2 separate regions of the Homo sapiens genome follow, and region 2 is linked to region 1. A link is a contact called in ENCODE Hi-C or POLR2A ChIA-PET data. All regions are on one chromosome and are shown on one strand. The core of a region is the stretch at or near the end of the contact, and the rest is flanking DNA. Distances in the headings are between cores, read along the strand shown. Region 1 holds the start of CPT2 (carnitine palmitoyltransferase 2). Region 2 has its middle 45 kb from the start of LINC02812.

What was found. A loop is a pair of places that touch in the nucleus more often than their neighbours do. ChIA-PET counts read pairs that join two places held with the same protein, here RNA polymerase II (POLR2A). Pooled maps may share reads with other maps.
Region 2: a pooled map shows a loop between it and region 1 (7-fold over the local background). The contact joins the enhancer-like site here to the promoter of CPT2 in region 1. A Hi-C loop is called at or near these places in 10 of 50 pooled maps. POLR2A ChIA-PET finds 5 or more read pairs at or near these places in 2 of 52 experiments (CD4-positive, alpha-beta memory T cell and activated CD4-positive, alpha-beta memory T cell).

What each region holds. Positions count from the first base shown.
Region 1 is chr1:53,194,946-53,199,635 of GRCh38, reverse strand. It overlaps CPT2 (carnitine palmitoyltransferase 2), which reads right to left and starts at 2,812. Exons shown (of 5, transcript NM_000098.3): 1 at 2,541-2,812. The coding sequence starts at 2,692. RefSeq lists a silencer at 2,469-2,828.
Region 2 is chr1:53,411,288-53,415,977 of GRCh38, reverse strand. No RefSeq gene overlaps it. Among named protein-coding and RNA genes, the nearest start is that of LINC02812, 45 kb to the right of the region's middle. Within about 2 kb of position 2,322, at least 8 of the 41 ENCODE cell types and tissues checked have a DNase peak (open chromatin) inside an H3K27ac peak, as active enhancers do.

The sequences.
Region 1 (4,690 bases), core at 1,563-4,062:
CCAGTTGCCTACATATGTTTAAGATTTAGTTTTATTACAGTAGGAATATTCATGAAAGTTTACCTTCTTCCTTTTAAACAAAATTCTAGATTAGAGACAATGGCAATTTGATTTAAAAAAGTCCTACTTAAAAATTTCTGGAGTGAAGCTGGGCACGGTGGTTCACACCTGTAATCCCAGCACTTTGGGAGGCCGAGGCAGGCAGATTGCTCGAGTCCAGGAGTTCAAGACCAGCCTGGGCAACATGGCGAAACCCTGTCTCTATAAAAGATACAAAAAATCAGCCAGGCATGATGGTGCATGCCTGTGGTCCCAGATGGGAGGCCAAGAGCAGATCACTTGAGGTCAGGAGATTGAGACCAGCCTGGCCAACATGGTGAAACTCCATCTCTACTAAAAATACAAAAATTAGCTGGGTGTGGTGGCACATGCTTGTAATCCCAGCTACTTGGGAGGCTGAGGCGGGAGGATCCTTTGAACCCGGGAGGCAGAAGTTGCAGTGAGCCGAGATAGGGCCACTGCACTCCAGCCTGGGCAACAGAGCGAGACTGTCTCAAAAAAACCAAAATAAAACTGTGGCTCAATGAAGTGAACAGAATTGCCCCAAATTATAGCTAAAGACTTGCAGATCCAGAATCTGCAACTACATTCTACCAGACCTCAAAGTCAGGGCTTTTCACCAAGTGTGACATCAATGAGTGAGTGTGAAAGATTATACATTTTACCAGTCTAGAATCTGAGCGACAGAAGGAATCTCATCTCTCATCTAACTCCCAATTTACAAATAAGGTAATGGAGGTCTGGGGGAGGTTGGTTGCTTAAGGTTATGCGTAGGTGACTAGTGGTACTATTTGAACTGGAGTTTGAATTGGTACCTCCAGATTCCTACAGACTGTGCTATGGATGGGGTTGGAATAAATAATCTTGAATATTCTTTCCAGCTTTCCAATTCTAAAGTGCAGAAAATCCCTCTGATCTTAAACCTGGGTGGGGCCCAGGCCTGCCTGAAAGTCAGTGACCATCTGACTCTGAACTTGGCAAGTGAAGACAGGTTCTGTCAGTCCTCACCTTTCACCCATATACTGGCTCAGCTCATACACACAGGTTGACAGGGTGGAAGCATGTACCAGGCTTATGCCACAGGCACAAAGCCCCTTTTTCTTCCTCCCTCCTGCCACGTGTAGATAATCTCATTTTCATGTCTTAGATGTTTGCACAAAATGTAATTTCACAAGAATCACTCGATCCTCCTGAGAGGGTGAGGGTATGTAGTGATGACGTTGGGTTAAGTGGTCCCAGATGCAGAGAAAAACAACCCAGCAGCTCGGGTGAGGCCTGTGACACAATGTTCCACACATGGGGAAGAAGCCTGGCCTCTAGCTCTTGGAGTGTGGGGAATCCCTGAGGGCAGTTTGGTGAGAAATAAGGTGAGAAGGGTCTTTGAGACAAATTTTGAACTTGGCTCCAGGAACTGAGTTACTCACTCAGTAAGTTAGAAGTTAGTTTAGGTTTGGTTTAGAGGGTGAAGAAAATTTCTAATATTGAAGAAGGAGATCTGGCAACTCAGACGAAAGCGGAGTTCGAAGGCTGGAAGAACTGGAAGCTGGATTTAAGAAAGTACTGGGGGAGGGAAGGGGAAGAGGATTTACTAGGGCTCTTTTCAGAGGGGAAGTCGATTCTGGGTGAAGTGTTTCGAAGGCAGGGTAGCCAGTGGTGAGGAGGAGAAGAGAAATTTGGGTGGACCCTGGATCTGAGTATGATGGAGTGTGGATGGGGTACTGAGGGTGGTGTCTAGAATTCTGTGAGGGTGAGCTGCACTTACAAGGGGTACTGTGGGTGAGGAAGGATATTTTGAGGGGAGGAACCTGTTGAGGAGGGCTTGGAGAGAGTGAAAGGTTTCCGGGTGAACACTGGATTTAGGAGATTAAAGATTTAAAAACATGGGGGAGGGTCAGTTGAGGACAAGGGTGAACACTTCAGGGCTGTGCTTGTGGGGGCTCATGGGGGGTGAAAGAACAGAGTACTGGAGAAATGGGAGGTGGGGCTGAGGGTCCTGAGTGACAGGGGTGAAGGCGGTGCTGGGAGAAGTTAAGGAATGGTAACCATGATGTATTAGGAATCAGCCTACCCATATTCCGGGTAGGAATGTGAGGCAGTCATTAAAGTACTTCAGGAGACACCATAGTCGAGGGATTACAGCGGCGCTGGAAATATGCAGGTCTGGCATTTTTCAGGGAGAAGAGGACTCAGGATAGCTGGCTGGAAGTTAGGTTAAAGGAGAGGGAATCTGAGAAGCGTTCAAGATGGAGAATCTGAGATAGCATCGAGGGGTTCTGGAAGAGAATTTGAGGGTTCTGAGGTTCCTGTGCTAGGAGATTGTGAAAAGTCCCAAGACTTCCAGATTAGGGGCTGTGGCAGCCTCCATGGTAGGGGCTTGGGGGCGGAAACGGGTTCACTAGAGGAGTCATGAGTGACTGCAGTCAGGTTGGGGCCGATCCTGGGACGGCGGCGGGCGGCGGGGACCCGGAGGCCAGGCTCACCTGGGCAGGCTGTCCTGGTAGTGCATGGTGGGCACGATGCTGCGCTGCAGGTACTGGCCGGGCCCGGAGCCGGCGCTGAGGGGCCGACTGGGGGCTCCCGGACCAACCGCGGGGCCCCGGGGCCAGGCGCGCAGCAGCAGGCGGGGCACCATCGTCCCGGGAGCCTGCGGCGGCGAGAACGCGGCAAGTGGGGAGTTCTGGAGTCTAAACACAAGGCCGCCGCCGCCGTTAGCGCCCAAGACACTGCGTCAGGACTCCTGAGGCACTTCTCCGCCCGCAGGCCACTTCCGGCCCCTGTAAGGCCATCGGCTCCGCCCCGGACTGGCTCCTTCCGGGCAGGGGCCGCTCACTGACAGGCCCCGCCCACTAGTAGGCCCCGCCCGGAAGGGGGCCCCAGCCTCCGCGCTGCTCGTCTCCCTTCCCTTCCCTAGGAGGCGGGAAACCGAGCGCCGCAGCCGCTCCTTCCCCTTTTTTGGAGCAAGACAGAAACTGGAGTTGGAAAAAAAAAAGAAAAGCTAAGAAACGTGATTGGAATCTGATAACCCAAAATTTGATCCAGGCTCCATCCTTGCGAGACTGTGGACTAAATTTTAAACCTCTATTTCCTCACCTAAGAAGTAGATAGATCGTAATGATTCAAAGTACCTCCCAAAATTCTAGATATGAGATAAAGATAACATGTTATGCACAGTGCATGGTGCTTAATAGGAAAGCAGTAAACGGTAACGGATGTTACTGTTGTTAGTAATCCGTGCTGAAGGTCATTGACATATAATGACCCTGAACCCTGCACAGCTACTGCCCTGCCAGCTCACCTGAGTGGATGGATATTAGAAAGGATTTGTGCAGGAGTTGGAAACCTGGAGTTTCCCGCTGGCCACCACTTCAGTGCAGAAAGCCCCTTCCGAGCGGAATCCCCTCTGCCTGAACATCCATTCTTGGCTTGAGCATTTCCAAAAACAAGAAGCTCACTGCTAAGAGGAAAGAAACCCTTGTCCTCCGGCTCTAGGAAGTCTTCCGTGTTCAGTCTATTGGAAGAGGCTTCCTGTCACCACAGACCACCTCCAAGATTCCTTCCAACTCCTGACTCTAAGATTCCGCTACTTGAACATAGATCTATCATCCCTCATCCATCACAAAACAGCTGCAGAACAGCCCACCACGCCCCAATCCCTGATCTTAGAAGTAGCTGCAGGATTAAGTAGGCTCTACTCCCATTTTACAGAAGAAGACAGGGAGTTACCAAAAGACACACAATTATGCTGCCTAGCTTGAGGCACAACAGAATTCCATTTTGGGAACAGAACTGCCCTTTAGCCGTTTGGGGCAGCCAAGTACATTCTGTCTGTTCCATAATTGGCTAAGCAGAGCCAGAAGCTGGAGCACACCAGAAAGAGTACTGGATTGGGAGTCAGGAGACCGGACTTTTAGTTTCAGCTCTTTGTTATCTAGTTAGGTGACCTCGGATTGAACAGGAAGATCACTAACCAGCTCTGGCACTCATTCAGTGGTGATCACAAATGCTTAACCCATTTCCCGTTTAGAAAAAAACAGCGCAGCTTGCTGCCAGCTCTTATTTCTTAGGGCAAATGGGAAATGGCTTAAGAACTAAGCATGAAATTCAGAAACACTGAATATCGAATCCTCCTCTCTTGAGGGGAGAAAAGGCCCAACTGGCCCAACTCCAAAACATCGGTGCCATTTGCCTGTAGTGTATAAGGCCAGAGGGAGAATATAAAACTCTTTCTGAAAATGAGCCATCTCCTCTAAATCCTGATCATTTTCAGAGCCTTGATACCCGAGGCAAATATCGAGATCTGTGTAGTGCTAAGGGGATCAGAGGACCAGGAAGAAATAGTGGGCCCAGTAGAAAAGCAGCGGCTCTATTCTAGAGACAGAGGGCCAAAAGATTGAGCCCATCCAATCTAACAGCCAAAAGAGGGACGTGAACACCTTTGGTGAGTGCATGGCCAATGGGAGCAACTCTAAGCCTTTAGGCTGGTGTCCAAGGCCTTCTGAATTCTGACCCCTACCTACTTCTCCAGCTCCCATCATGTCACCCCAAAATACTCTATGCCAGGGGTGTCCAATCTTTTGACTTCCCTGAGCCACACTGGAAGAAGAATTGTCTTGGGCCACACATAAAATAC
Region 2 (4,690 bases), core at 1,073-3,572, 220 kb before region 1:
TTGGTTCTTCTGTGAGCTAATGGAAGGAAGTGAGATACAAACTTTGTCTAAGGTCACTTGTCATAGAAGGCCTGTCGACATCCAGGCCTGGGTTTTTGTTTTCCTCAATCATATGCAAGAAACACAGCACCTGTAAACCAGTGGCCCGAAACCGTGCTTTCTCTCTCTCCTCTTCTTTTTCCCTTTCCACCCAAGCATTTTTTGCTTGTTTTGGGTGTTTCGAACTTGCCAAATGAGCCACTCCTTAATTTTACAAAATCAACGTTTAATTTGAAGGCATTTTTCAAAACAAAGTACACGGCCTGAGAGAGAGTGCCAAGTGCGGCTTACCCTTATCGGACATCACCGATCGCTGGAGAGAGGGTGGAGGAGAGTGTCTCCTCTCGCTCGTTATCTGTTTACTCACTCATGCTGACCTGCATTCATTCACTCGATCCACACCCTGCTTCATAGGTGTCAGACACTGCTCCAGGCCAGGAACACAAGAAGGAAAGTAGACCCAACCATGGAGGAGTTGGCTGTCTCCTGGGAGGCAGATGTGTAGACAAGGCACACTGGCATTGACGCCACAACAGAAGTATGTACCAGGTGTGAAGGGGTGCAAAGGTGGGGTGGTTAACGCCACCACACTTGTAGTCAGGAGACGCTCTGTGGAGGAGTTTCATGTGAGCAGGTGTTCTCCAGATGGGCAGTCATAGGTGGGAAAGGAGCACTGGAGGCTGCGGAGCAGTGAGCACACGGGCACGGTAGCCTGAACCCACACACCATGGGGAGCTTTTTCAGTGGAGAAATTTCTTTGGGCTAAGAACAGAGGTGGGGGAAAGTGTGGGAAATATTCCCAACATGTCCCCGTTTTTATTTCCACTCACTACCCATGGTAGGTCACCCTATGACTGGTCCAAATTATTGCCACATCCGATAACTGGTCTTCTTGCCTCCAGCTTCTTCCTCTCTGACACAGAAGAACATTCCCAAGACCCCTGTGTTGCATTCCCCTCCTGCAGGGGAGCCACTGTGGGCAAAATTAAGTGCCTCACCCCAGAGGCTATGAGGCCTGTCATGGTGTGGTCCCTCCTGGCCACTGGCATGGGTCACTTCCCACGCACTGCCTAAACCTCACACAGCCTTTCAGGTGCCCGGCCCCTCCCCTCCTCTGTCCATGTCCATCCCACTGGCCAGCCCATCTGCCCCTCACTTGATCTTCACTTCAGCCCTTCAGGATTCCACCTGGGCCCCCTTTGTCTGGCTGGGATGGGTTCCATCCCCGTCTGCCAACAGCTATCAGGGAATAAACGAAGGCTTTAGAGTCCCAAGATGTGGGTTCCAATCCTGGCTCAGGCTTTAGACAAGTTTTTGAAACTTAGTTCCCAACAGTGGAAGATGACTGCCTCCCTTGCACAGTTGTCCTAGGATGAGCAGAGCATATTCACATCAGTCTTCAGATGTTGCAGTTGTTATGGTTACTATAATTTAGCCTCTGTGTGAAATTCAGGTCATGGTAACTACCTTTCTAAGGTATGAGGATCATGTATACTGATGGGCATGAAATATTTGTAAACAAAAAGCCCTTGGATAAAGTTTATTATTATTTGTATCTCTATCAGCATATTCATTCATTCATATTTTTTTTAATCCATCCATTCACTCATTTAACATTTACTAAATTCCCAAAAGCTGCTACATGTTAAGCTCAGCAGGGAGGTTAGAAAGATGAGTTTGAGTTTGAAATACCTCAAAAGAGCTCATAGCCTCATGGGGGAATCAGACAGGGAGGCAGTCAAGTCTCAACCCAGGAGCGGAACCCTGCAAAAAGTTGGGAGCTGTGGGATATGGGGGAACCAAGGGCTTAGGGATGAGTTCCAGAAGAACAGCCCTGTACTTGGATCTGGAAGGATGGGGAGGGAAGGGCATGACAGCTGGAGGGAACTGTATTGGTCAGTCAATATGGGCCAGAGGGGTGAGACGGCTTTTGGGAGTCAGGAAACTGCAGCATCAGACTGAGGATCCAAGCTTCTGGGGCTGTGGGTTAGGGGGAAGGAGAGTGGACGTGGGGCGGGATGCACCTGGGAGGCGGTGGCAGGTCAGGAAGGTAGACTGGGCCTGAGGGTGAAGGTTCCAGGTGCCTGTGTGCTCAGGAGGTGGGAGGACCCTGCAGCTCCAGCCAGGCTGCAATCCCTTTGAAGGCAGAGAGGTTCTGAGTCATCTTTCTACTCCCACAACGCTCACAGCACCCTCACCACAGTGCAGTCTGGAGAATCCAGAGGGGAGACATGTGATGGGCAGTTCTGAAGATGAGTAAGCAGAGCCATCCCCAGCTGCCACCCCGGGCTTTGCCTCACTGTACCCCATCACCCACCCCTCATGCCACCAAGGGGTGCAGTGGCCTGTTTTTGCCAGGGAGCTGTACCATCCATATGACAATAATACAAGTCAACAGGATGCTACAGAATTTGACTTTTGGTAAATTTTGCTGCAATGCACTTAGCTACAAAGAAGGGCAGTCCATCTACCAAAATGCTTTTGAAGTGTTCAGGAAATGACTCACTGTAAAGTTTAGGCTTTGAAAACACCTCTGTGGGACAAGGCCGACAAGTGTGTAGGTGTTAAAAGAAACACTAAGTTATTGACTAGAAAATGGGCAATAGGGTATGTGAGGATAAACTGTCAGAGGCTGGGGGTTAATGACCTTTTCTCTTCTTGCATGTGGAGAAATAAGCACTTGGAACAGAAAGGAGCTCTACCCAACTACCCGGAATGCAGGCGGGCCTGGGACTATGTGACTACCACCCTCTAAGTGAGGTTTTGAAAATAAACACTTGAAAGTCTGCCCAGATTGTTGTAATCTTATTAATCTAACAAAGAGACTCAGTGGCTGCCTTAACCAGGGGTTCAGTGTTTACCATGTAATTTGTAACAAGCTGATAAACACACCCTGGCCCCACTTGAAGAAAAATCTCCTGCTCCCTGCAAGGAAAGCAGTTGGCAGAAAAACAGTAATCGAGGATTAGAAACCAAAAAGACCATGCCTTAGGTTCCAGGCCACCTCCCCTGCCCCCTGGACTGCCAGCCCCCTGCCATCTCCAAGTTCAGAGGTGTTGTGTGTGGCTTCTCCTGGTCTCGCTCTCCTAAGATCTGTCAGATGCTCTGGCCCTTCCCAGTGGCCGGACTGTCCATGGACAAGGAGCTCCCTGTGTGGGATTTCTGCCTTGGGGTCTTTCTGCAGGGTCTGGGGCCATTCTCCATTCTGTGGGGGAATTTAGGCCTGTCTTCTGAGCTGACCCTTCTCGCTGGTCTGAGGGCATTCCAGAGGGCAGTGGTATTGGACAGCAGTGTTGAGCATGGCTCTTCTTGGAGCTCTTGGTTGCATTCCACAGGGCAGCCTCTGGTGATGCAGCAGAAACGGGATTTATTGGAAGAGCAGCGGGCAGGAGCCAGGGCGGTTATGCCAAGTTAGCACAGGGACAGTCTACTGATCCCCCACACTGGTCAGCCACCCTTCCCCATGCGGCCACCAGCCCTGCAAGGCATCTCCAAGAAGGGTCCCGGCACCTTTGTCTCGCTCCCTCAGGATCAAAGTCCTAAGCCTCCCCCAGGCCCACCTTCTGCCTCCTTCATGCAGGGTAAGCCCTGCCTCCCACAGGGACCCCCACAGAGGGAAAGACATTTGGATGCTGGGTAAGTTAAGAGATGAAAAATGCCCACTTCACTCCTCTGAATCACCATGCCTAACATTTACTGACTGCTTTGCCATCCTTTAAATGGTATAACTCATTGAGTCCTCACAACAGGCCGAGAAGAAATGGCTGTTTTTACAGATGAGAAACTGCGGCACAGAGAAACTGAGTAACAAGCCCAAGGTCACACGGCTGGGAAATGGCAGAGCTGTGAGCCAAGCTTCACCTTGGGGTTTGAACAGAGGTCCATCTGTTGCCTACAGAGGCTCTGGAAGCTGCTTGTAAACCTGACCTAAATGGGGCTGCCCTTATCTCCAGGTCATCTGTGTCTCTGCTGCTAACTCTTGCCCTGCTTGCGTGCCCTGTTTTGGCTTGAGTCTAGGCCCACTGACTCCCTGACCCATCTCCACCATCCAGGATCTTACTTGCTCCCAGTCACAGCCCTGGCCCTCTCACCCCCTATGTCTGGGCAGGGTCCCTCTTGTATTTCACCCTGGTTCTTGAGAGTGTGTGGCCCACATCAGAAACACACAGAATGCCAAATGCCATGGTTCATTCTAAGTGATACATTCTTCCACGGTAACTGCCCTATCAGGGCGTGCTTCAGGATTTGAGTCACTCAGTGAAAAAGCATACTAACCTTTACAGACCTAAGGTTTGTAGTTTTTTTTTTTTTTTAAAGTGTCATCAATCAGTGATTGTAACATGTACAACAACAGAATTGGACATGTAGGGGTGTTTACTGATTTAAAAAGATTGCCATGCGTGGAATCTGGCACACAGTGGGCACCTGATCGATATTTGCTGCATTAAGGAATGAGAGTCAGGGGCCTGCGACGCCGGTGGTTGCAGCATTTATTGAAGGATTTACGTTCTTTTTTGCTCATGTTATGAACAAAGCCTCATTTTCAGGTTTTTTTTTAAGTCCTTTCATTAATTTATTTCTCCTTTTCTTACCTCCTTTTAGATTATTGATTACCTCCACTTTTTTGTGTGCATGGCCAGATGGCAGAGAT